Regions from separate parts of the Homo sapiens genome. Here region 2 is linked to region 1. Evidence: chromatin contacts called from ENCODE Hi-C or POLR2A ChIA-PET data. All regions are on one chromosome and are shown on one strand. Each heading gives the region's core, a stretch centred on a gene start or an enhancer-like site at or near the end of the contact. The rest is flanking DNA. Distances are from core to core; before and after follow the strand shown.

Region 1 (4,866 bases), core at 1,033-3,532:
CTCAAGCAATTCTCCTGCCTCAGCTTCCCAAGTTGTTGGGATTACAGGTGTGTGCTACCACACCCGGCTAAATTTTTTTTTGTCTTTTTAGAAGAGATGGGGTTTCAACATGTTGGCCAGGCTGGTCTCGAACTACTGACCTTATGTAATCCACCCGCCTCGACCTCCCAAAGTGCTGGGATTACAGGTGTGTGCCACCACACCCGGCTACATTTTCTAGCTTTTCTAACCACAAAGATCAAATTAACCATTTACCTTCATCATCTTCATCTCTTTCTTTATCTTCCAATGCTGATCTTTCCAACTGTCTTGCTACTTCATCCACTGAGGCTCCTGATTCTTTATCAGGTTCCTGTTCCCCTGCTGATCAAAATAAAATAGCAGAAATCAAATCTAATACAGACACTTTCCCACTAGAATATGCTCTAATGATCTTGGAAAACTTACAAATCCTTTCCTCAGGAAACAAAAACAGAAACATTATTGTGAACATAACAGAATTCGTTTAATGACAGAAAAATCTTCCATACCTACACAGTATTGTCCATTCATTAATTTACTCAACAAAATATCCATTACACACACTAGCAGCTAAAAGATAAACAGCGTGAACTGGTCTCTATCCTCAAGTAGTTTAACTTGTAATAGTGGTCAGCAATTAGACTTAACAAATACTTAAACACCAGATAGGTAATAAATGCTGAAGGCCTTAGGAAAAAGATTCATGTGCAACACCCCGGGGCAGCCTGGTTTCATGAATAAGGATATCACGATGGGCTGGGTAAAGTCAAAATAAATAGGCAAAGACAGTCCATTACTAAAAAACTAAAACGCTCAAATATCTAAGCACAAGACCAGGCCCCTGCTCTGGAAGTGATTATAACCTACCTATAAGAGCAATATGTTACATGCATTAATAGTATCAGGTAGCACGAAATGAAGTGACATTCTGGCTACTGGAGAGAATTCATATTAAGAAATACAACTGTTAAAAATACATTAGGATCAGTCAGCTTAACACCTTACAAGACAAACAGCAGTGTTTGAATTTCACTCGAAATCCAGGAACAGCCACCAGAGTAACAAATTTTGCTCTGGAAGAGTTCCAGCAACGCTACAACTCTCCTTCCATTCCTATCTAATCAAAATTTCAGAAAGATGAAGATTAGCTCTCTTCGACCTCTCTCAATTCCATCTTAATCGCTTCTGACTTCTCCATTTTCTGTTTCTCTGGCGATTTTAATTAGAAACAAGTAAAAATAATTTTTATTAAGGTGAAGGAGCTTGTGCAGCAAAAACACAGACTTCTCAAAATATGTAAGTTCCTAGTTCATAATATCCAACTGTAAACTCTCAGCAGTTCTCCTTGCCTTACCAGTGGATTTAGAGGTTAAGACCTCAGAAGTTCCATTCTGAGCCACAGAATATCCTATCTGCACTGCCTGCAATTGGTATCATAATTCAGGTCTAAAGGCCCTAAAGCTTGGCGATGCTATGGGATTAGGCAGGTGAAAATTCGTTATCACCACCACAAATTCTGCAATTAATGACATGAGCGCGCGGGCAAACACACATGTACACACACCCCAAAAGTGCAGGCTGCAACAACCCCAACGTGAAACGGGATAGTGGGAGGAGGTGTGCTCTCCATTACATTTGCCCACCCCCAAAGAAAATAAGTCCTAGCTTGCTCCAGCAAACCAGCAAAGACGCGGCAATACGGATCAGAATCGGATTTTTGAGGCGGCGGCCAAATCGCGCGAAAGATGGTAGGGCTGTGCTCTGCGCACAATCTCAAGACCGTGCCACGATGTGCGTGGGAGCTGAGTTCTGGTAATACAGGGGCTCGGGCCCAGCGACCCCAGAGGTACCACACGCCAACCTCAGGCACTCTTTTCTCCCCCACCAGCCCTCTAGTCCCACAGGAGGAGATGACGCCTCTTCTCAGACTAGGAATCTATAGCCCGGCTTTGCCACCCTGTCAGGCCCAAGAATCAGTCTAGTCGGGGCTCTGGGGCCCCGGTCCCGGCCCCCTCAACGGGCCTGAGCCAAACAGTTCAGCCGTTCCCGGAGGGGACTGGGAAAACATAAAACTCTCTTTACCTGCAGAAGGCCCTTTGCTCTTCTTCTTCTTTCGTCTTTTTTTCTTGGCTGCTTCCTCAGCCGTAGAGGCAGCTCCTTCTTCCCTGTCGTCTGGATCCAGGTCGCCATTCAGGTGGCTCCCGGAGGCCGCTACCTCCTCCACACCCGCCATGTTGCCCGAGAGAGCGCGAGGGAATGAGACAGAGCGGCGAGGGCCCCGATCCTTCTCCACCCGCCTACACCAGCCACGCCGGAAGCTGCTCTCGATGGTAGGGACGCAGGGAATGCTGGGACGGCGGAGGACTCAGCTGAGGGTGTCGGGCTAGCTTCGGGCCGGGCGTGCAGGAGTCTCGGCTTGGAGCCCCGCCTGGCTGGAGTCGACTGGGGCCAGACCCGACTGCTTCGTCCGGTGCCTCGGGCATTCCCGAAGCAAATCGGCAAGCGCAGGGTGAAGTTTAAAGGGGAAGTTGAGCTCTAGAGTCAGCCGGAGATACCTGTGGAGACGGGCAACCCGCCGTAGCAAGCGGCGTCTCTGCTGGAACGGAAATATTTTATATTTGCGTTTTTATAAATCACACAGGCAGTGGGGAAACGGGCTAAGAAATGTGTTCACTTGTACACATTTCTATTGTCATGACTCCACATATCTCTTAAATCTAAGAGATTTAATCAAATCTGCGTTGACATTCACAATCACAGCTCTCCGCGAGGCTCTGTAGGCACTGGAGAGAATTTTGGAAGCTGGAGTTCCGTGTTAGTTTATTGTACTACTCAACCCCGGACGGTTCAAGATGGGAACCCGTCACACTCCGCTCACTTTCCAATTCAGGACAAGAATGACAGGTTTTAACACACGGGGACACGGTCTCTCTCATTAATGCAAAAGATCACACTCCGTTTTCTCTATTTCTGGTCACCTTTCTTTTGGATTTAGGACGTTTCACCAGAAACTAATTGAATTTTGCCCATTTCTTTACTTCTTATGTTTTGAGCCTCATGTTCAAACCGCAGTTTGAGATTTAGTTTGTGGCGTAAGTGGATTGTGATTGGCTGCCTGCACCAACTCCTTCTCAATTTCTCCTGAATATGGCTTTGTCCACCTGGAGAGTTTAGGTGTTTTCATTAGTTTTAAACTAGGCACCAAGCTTCATGGGCATCAAAATGTCGTTAAGAGCCTTATTGCCAGTGAGTTTACAGTAAACCTCACACAGGCTCTGACTGCAGCTGCATAAATGTACATTCTCTGTCTTAAAGCTTCAGGCAGCACCTATCCAATAGTAATAAAAACTGTTCCTCTTATTCTTGTACAGATCTTTATCTCTTTAAATCTATCCCTATTTAGATTTTAAATTGTTTTCCCTAGTTGATTGCTGGCAATATAAAAGTTGGTAAACCGGCCGGGCGCTGTGGCTCACGCCTGTAATCCCAGCACTTTGGGAGGGCGAGGTGGGCAGATCACAAGGTCAGGAGTTCGAGACCAGCCTGGCCAATATGGTGAAACCCCGTCTCCACTAAAAATACAAAAATTAGCCGGGCGTGGTGGCAGGCGCCTGTAGTCCCAGCTACTAGGGAGGCTGAGGCAGGACAATCGCTTGAACCCCGGGGGAGGTTGCAGTGAGCTGAGATTGCGCCACTGCACTCCAGCCTGGGCGACAGAGCGAGACTCCATCCCCCCCAAAAAAGTAAATAAAATAAAAAATAAAAAGTTGGTAAACCAAACATAATACCACAAAAATAAAAATAGAAGTAGCTTCCATGTGTCCAAAATCCTTTAAAATGCCCGGCAAGACCCAGCCATATCTACTTCTCCAATGTCTCCACTCTCTTACTATTATAGCTCCAGCTCTCAAAGCTCTTTCTGACCTTGGAGCATTTCAAACTCACTGTTACTTTTATCTGGGCTGCTCTTTGCTTGGCTGACATATTCACTTATTCACTCATCCATCCATTCGTTCAATGCCTACTATAAACCTAGATCTGGCAATATTTAGAGAGCAAAAACAGAGATGATCCTTGTCATCATAGAGCCAGTTAACAAAAATAGACATCAAGCAATGATGCTAATAAAAGCAAATTTACAACTGCTGCTATGAGAGCATATTACAAAGGGACTTGCCTAGGTAGGATGGCCTGGTAGAGTTTCCTGAGGAAGTAGCAATTAGGCTGAGATCTGAAGGATAAATAGGCAAAGGGGAGGGGAAAGGTTTAGAGAGAGTATTTTTTTTTTTTTGAGACGGAGTCTCGTTCTATCACCCAGGTTGGAGTGCAGTGGCCTGATCTTAGCTCACTGCAACCTCCGCCTCCCAGGTTCAAGCGATTCTCCTACCTCAGCCTCCCAAGTAGCTGGGATTACAGGCGCCCACCACCACACCCAGCTAATTTTTGTAGAGACGGGGTTTTACCATGTTGGCCAGGCTGGTCTCAAACTCCTGACCTCAGGTGATCCACCTGCCTCAACCTCCCAAAGTGTTGGGATTACAGGCATGAGCCATTGCGCCTGGCAGAGTATTCTTGGCAAAGGGAAGGTAAAGAAAAATTTAAGAGGTATTTAAGAGGAGACATGGATTCTAATACTAGAATGGTCATTTGGCTATAATTTTGTGACTCTGGACAGCCCATATATTTTTGAGCCTTGATTTTCTCATCTGTAAAACAGTAGGGAGTATAACACATTTAAAGAACTAAAAAACATCCAGAATGGCTGGAATGCAAAGAGGTGGAGAAGGGAGTGAGTGTGATGAGATGAGACTAGAAAGGTAAGAGCCTTGCAGGAAGGAAAGGGTA
Region 2 (4,866 bases), core at 1,737-4,236, 1.0 Mb before region 1:
AAGCTTGATAAGTTCACTTTCTTATCCAGCACTGAAAGTATTTATTAAGCAACTTATAGCACACAGCTAGATGCTATGCTAAGCCAACAAGACATTTAGAAGCTGTCAACTAAAAGATACATTGTATAGCTAATCATAAATTGTAGCTATTTCAGCTGCTCTTTCATCTTACTGTAAGTCCAGCAGTTTTATCTTTAAAGCCTTTTGGGAAAAAGGTAGCTTTGAATTGAGTTACATCCACTTTATTCTCATCAAAATTGGTATTGAACTGCTGAAGATATCTTCCATAGCATTGTAAAAGGGCCAGTTTGTATTCCTGAAACAAAAGGAGTACTTGATTAAAGTTCCAAAATATCATTTAGCTTATCATTATTAGGTAATATTCATATTATTCCTAATAGTATCAAGGTTGATTATTACAATTATACCATTACTACTGGCTCCATTTTCCAAAAACATAGTATGTGAGAGACACTGCACTATACAATGTATGTGCATTATTTCATCTAATTCTCCTCACAATGAGCCTATGTGAGATGGGACCATCATGACCACAAGGATGAGAATATTTACTATGGCACTGTGCATGGTAATACCTACAAATACTCAAAACCCAGGTTCCAAAATTCAGCATCATCAGATCATGGTAACCCACATACCTAGAGAGGTGGATGAGTAGTCTTGCTTCTCTGATACCTCATAGGCTCGAAAAAGAAAAGAAACGAAGAGCGAGCGAGCGAGAGAGAAACAAAGGAAGGAAGGAAAGAAGGAAGGGAGGGAGGGAGGGAGGGAGAGAGGAAGGGAGGAAGGGAAAGGAAGGAAGGAGGGAAGGGAGAGAGGGAGGGAGGAAGGCAGGAAGGAAGGAAGGGAAAGAAGGGGAAGGGAAAGGAAAGGAAAAGAAAAGGGAAGAGAAGGGGAAAGGAAAGGAAGGGGGAAGAAAGGAAGTGAAAGAGAGAGAGAGAAAGAAAGGAAGGAAAAAAAAGGAAAGGAAAGGAAGAAAGAGAAAGAAAGGGAGGGAAGGAGGAAGGAAAAAATAAAGGGAGGGAGGGAAAGAAAGAAAGAGGAGAGAGAGAAAGCGAGAAAGAAGGAAGGAAGGAGAGAGAGAGAAAGAAAGAAAGAGAAAGAAAGAAAGAGAGAGAGAGAAAGGAAGGGAGGGAGAGAGGAAGGAAAGGAAGGGAGAGGGAGGGAGAGAGGAAGGAAGAGAGGAAGAAAGAGGGAACCAAAGAAGAGAAAATAAAAGAAAAAACTGCAGAGTGAGGTGAGCTACTTGCCTCTCTTTCATCTGTCAACACTCTAAAGCTGCATCAGGACAAATAAAAAGCATCTGAGCAGTGGGATTTTTATTCATTCAAATTCATGCTTATGTTCCCATTACAGAATCAGATGCCCCATTTCTGTAACCCACAGGGCTCAGTTACCTGGAGGGTTTCAGGGCAGGGGACATAAGCAGTGCTTTCAAAATGAGTCACTTGCAACCCTTCCTCAGCTCCCTCCCCCACAACTTCATCCCCAGGAAAAGCAACTGCCCAAGGTTGAACTGGCTGTCCAGTTACCTAGCCCCTTGGGAGGCATCTTCAGTCAAACACTGTTTTGTTTAAATTTCTATTAAAGATTTGTTTTTGCTCACTAATCCTGAATCTTTTCTGCTCTAACTTGAGTCATATAATAAATTCAAATCTAGGTTTAAAAAAAATTTTCCACAAGATGATCTTTACTACAACTAAAATAAAAATAGAGCCTAGAAACCAAAGTAACAAGTTCATTTTCAGAATTATAAATACCTTTTTTTTTTTTTTTTTTTTTTTAGGGACAGTGTTTCGCCATGTTACCCAGGCTTGTCTCAAACTCCTGGGCTCAAGCAAGCAATCTGCCCTCCTCAGCCTACCAAAGTTCTGGGATTACAGGTGTGAGCCACCATGCCCAGCCTGGCCAACATTCCCTTCAGTGAAAAGTAGATAAAACTTTTTCTTTGTTCCTTTAATTAAATATTAAAATATCCTATCTAGGCCTTTCTATCTAAAACATTCTGAATCCTTAGCTACCAGCCATCTTTAACTTGCTTTATCAGCTTCTAACATACACCTCTCTCCTCCCTCCACTAATATCCACTCCACCCACACAGACATTTCTCAAACAACCCTACACTGTGCTTTTTATTTGTATTACCAGCTTCTTATACTGAAAAGTGTAAGGATGGAAAGGGGGCTATCTTGTAATTCTTGTCAAAACTCTTATTCCACTTACATGAATAAAGCTTCCAAGTTGAATCTCACCCAGGTTTCTTTTCTGTAGCTTACCAAGCCCTGTATTTTCAAGTTTCTAAGACCCATGGTCCATTTATGTGGAACTATGGTTATTCTCTAGTTTTGGCAGAAGAAAATAGATCTTAGTTCTTCATTATGAAGTTCCACCACTCATATCCTCTATTTGGTAAATTTGTCTCCCAGACCAAGAGGATTAAAGTCCAGAAAACAGAGAGGGGAAAAATGAAGTTGAGAAACTGAAGATTGAGAAAACACTGAACACTGCCCACGGCTGGCCTAAGATCCCATTGTCTGACGTTCACATAACTTAGAATAATCTGGACCTAGGCCAGAGTTTAAGGGGGAAACTCACATGATCATTAATGGAAAACCCAGCCATGCTGTGGTCTCAGCAAACCAAGTCCACCGGTCCACAGCATTCCAAGCCCTAGACATTCAGGTAGAACTAAAAGAAGGACACAAACTCATTCTGGAATACAATACTGAGCAAGAAACAGGGTATGTATGGAATGACTGTTATAATTACATACAGCAAAACATTAAGAAAGAGTTGAAAGAGTTTAATAAACAGGGCACTGAAGCAAGCAACAGAGCTGCAAGGCCAAGAGCCCTGAAGGTTGACCACTGGGCAAGGCCAGCCATATGAAAAACAACAGGAAGTGGTGTCTGGGCTCCTTTGTATAAGGTAGGAACACGATGATTCAGCATTTCCTGTTGTGTGCCTACCACACCCTCTGTTAACCCGGCCACCCTCCTGCCCATCCACAGCCAGCTGCCTGGCTGTTCAGGAATGTCTCACCTCTGGGAAATCTCAACTACAAAATTAAAAAGCAACACTTTTTTGGTTACTGTGCCTTATTAAAATTTTTATGTACTCATTTATTTTTTTCTAAGAGAAAAATCAAAACATGTAAAATAGGAAGGGTATCAGACTAAATACTGTAATAATAATTAGCCAAATGAACTTCTTTTTGGCTCTTTCCTGCAGAGGCACTTACTTTCATTTGACAAAGGCTATCTCCAACCTTCAGAAGCTTTTCGTTGTAATAGTCTGCTGGCAGCCTGGGGGCGTATTTAGTCCAGATATTAAACAAAGAAGTGGCACTGTAAAAATCATAAAATAAAACGACATTGTCAAAGTCTGCAGGAAACCCCAATTAATTTGCAAGCAATCCTTTAAAACTTACCTTATGCTAAAGCCTTTCCAATGTGCCTTATTGTTAATGTCCAATTATTAATAATAAATGTAATTACAGTTAAAATTATTGCTTCCTATGTACCAAGCATTGATTGCAGCCCTTTACATATTTTTTTTAGATACTTTACTTCATAGAGCAATTTTAAGTTCACAACAGAATTGAGCAGAAGATTCTGAGATTTCCCATATATACCCTGTGCCCCCAAACATGCACAGCCCTCCCCATTATCAACATCTCCACTAGAATGGTACCTTTGTTGTGATGAACCTACATTGACACATCATTATCACCCAAAGTCCATAGTTTAGGGTTCACTGTTGGTGTCATCCATTCCATGAGTTTGGACAAATGTATATAATGTCTATCCACTGTGAAAATATCAGAGAGTAGATTCACTATCCTAAAAATCCTCCGTGCTCCACTTATTCATCCCTCCTTTCCCGCTTAATCTCTGTTAACCACTGATATTTTTACTGTCTCCATAGTCATGCCTTTTCCAAAATGTCATAGTTGGAATCATATAGTAGGAAGCCTTTTCAGATTGGCTTCTTTCACTTAGCAATATGCATCTAAGTTTCCTCCATGTCTTTTCATGGCTTGATAGCTCATTTCTTTTTAGCACTGAATAATATCCCATTGTCTGGATGCATTACAGTTTATTTATCCACGCACATGCTGAATGACATCTTGGTTGCTTACAAGTTTTGGCAATTATGAATAAGGCTGCTAGAAATACTGATGCGCACGGTTTTTTTTGTTTTGTTTTGTTTTGTTTTGTTTTGTTTTGTTTTTGAGATGGAGTCTTGCTCCTGTCACACAGGCTGGAGTGCAGTGGCACGATCTTGGCTCACTGCAACCTCCACCTCTGGGGTTCAAGCAATTCTCCTTCCTCAGCCTCCCGAGTAGCTGGGATTACAGGCGTGCACCACCATGCCTGGCTGATTGTTGTATTTTTAGTAGAGACAGGGTTTCACCATGTGGGCCAGGCTGGTCTCAAACTCCTGACCTCAGGTAATCCACCCGCCTAGGCCACCCAAAGTGCTAGTATTACAGGCATGAGCCACCGCTCCCAGCCCGATGTGCAGGTTTTTATATGGACATAAGTTTTCAATTCCTTTGGGTAAATACCAAGGAGCACAAGGGGTGAATGTTATGGTAAGAATATGTTTAATTTTGTAAAAAACCACCTGTCCTCCAAAGTGGCTGTACTATTTTGCATTCCCACCAGCAATCAATGAGAGACTTCATTGCTCCACATCCTTACCGGCATTTGGTGTTGTCGGTGTTCTAGATTTTAGCCTTCCTAATAGGCATGTAGGGTATCTTATTGTTGCTTTAATTTGCATTCCCCTGATTACATATGATGTGGAGCATATTTTCATATGTTTATTTGCCATCTGTAT

The links. A loop is a pair of places that touch in the nucleus more often than their neighbours do. ChIA-PET counts read pairs that join two places held with the same protein, here RNA polymerase II (POLR2A). Pooled maps may share reads with other maps.
Region 2: a pooled map shows a loop between it and region 1 (3-fold over the local background). The contact joins the enhancer-like site here to the promoter of METAP2 in region 1. A Hi-C loop is called at or near these places in 1 of 37 single-sample maps with no recorded cell type and 5 of 50 pooled maps. POLR2A ChIA-PET finds 5 or more read pairs at or near these places in 1 of 52 experiments (GM12878).

What each region holds. Positions count from the first base shown.
Region 1 is chr12:95,471,568-95,476,433 of GRCh38, reverse strand. It overlaps METAP2 (methionyl aminopeptidase 2), which reads right to left and starts at 2,282. Exons shown (of 11, transcript NM_006838.4): 1 at 2,104-2,282; 2 at 256-363. The coding sequence starts at 2,254. RefSeq lists an enhancer at 2,066-2,465.
Region 2 is chr12:96,499,336-96,504,201 of GRCh38, reverse strand. CFAP54 (cilia and flagella associated protein 54) reads right to left here. Exons shown (of 68, transcript NM_001306084.2): 2 at 3,263-3,368; 3 at 173-316. Among named protein-coding and RNA genes, the nearest start is that of CFAP54, 12 kb to the right of the region's middle. RefSeq lists an enhancer at 2,354-3,553. Within about 2 kb of position 2,986, at least 26 of the 41 ENCODE cell types and tissues checked have a DNase peak (open chromatin) inside an H3K27ac peak, as active enhancers do; they include GM12878, where a contact is called at or near this core.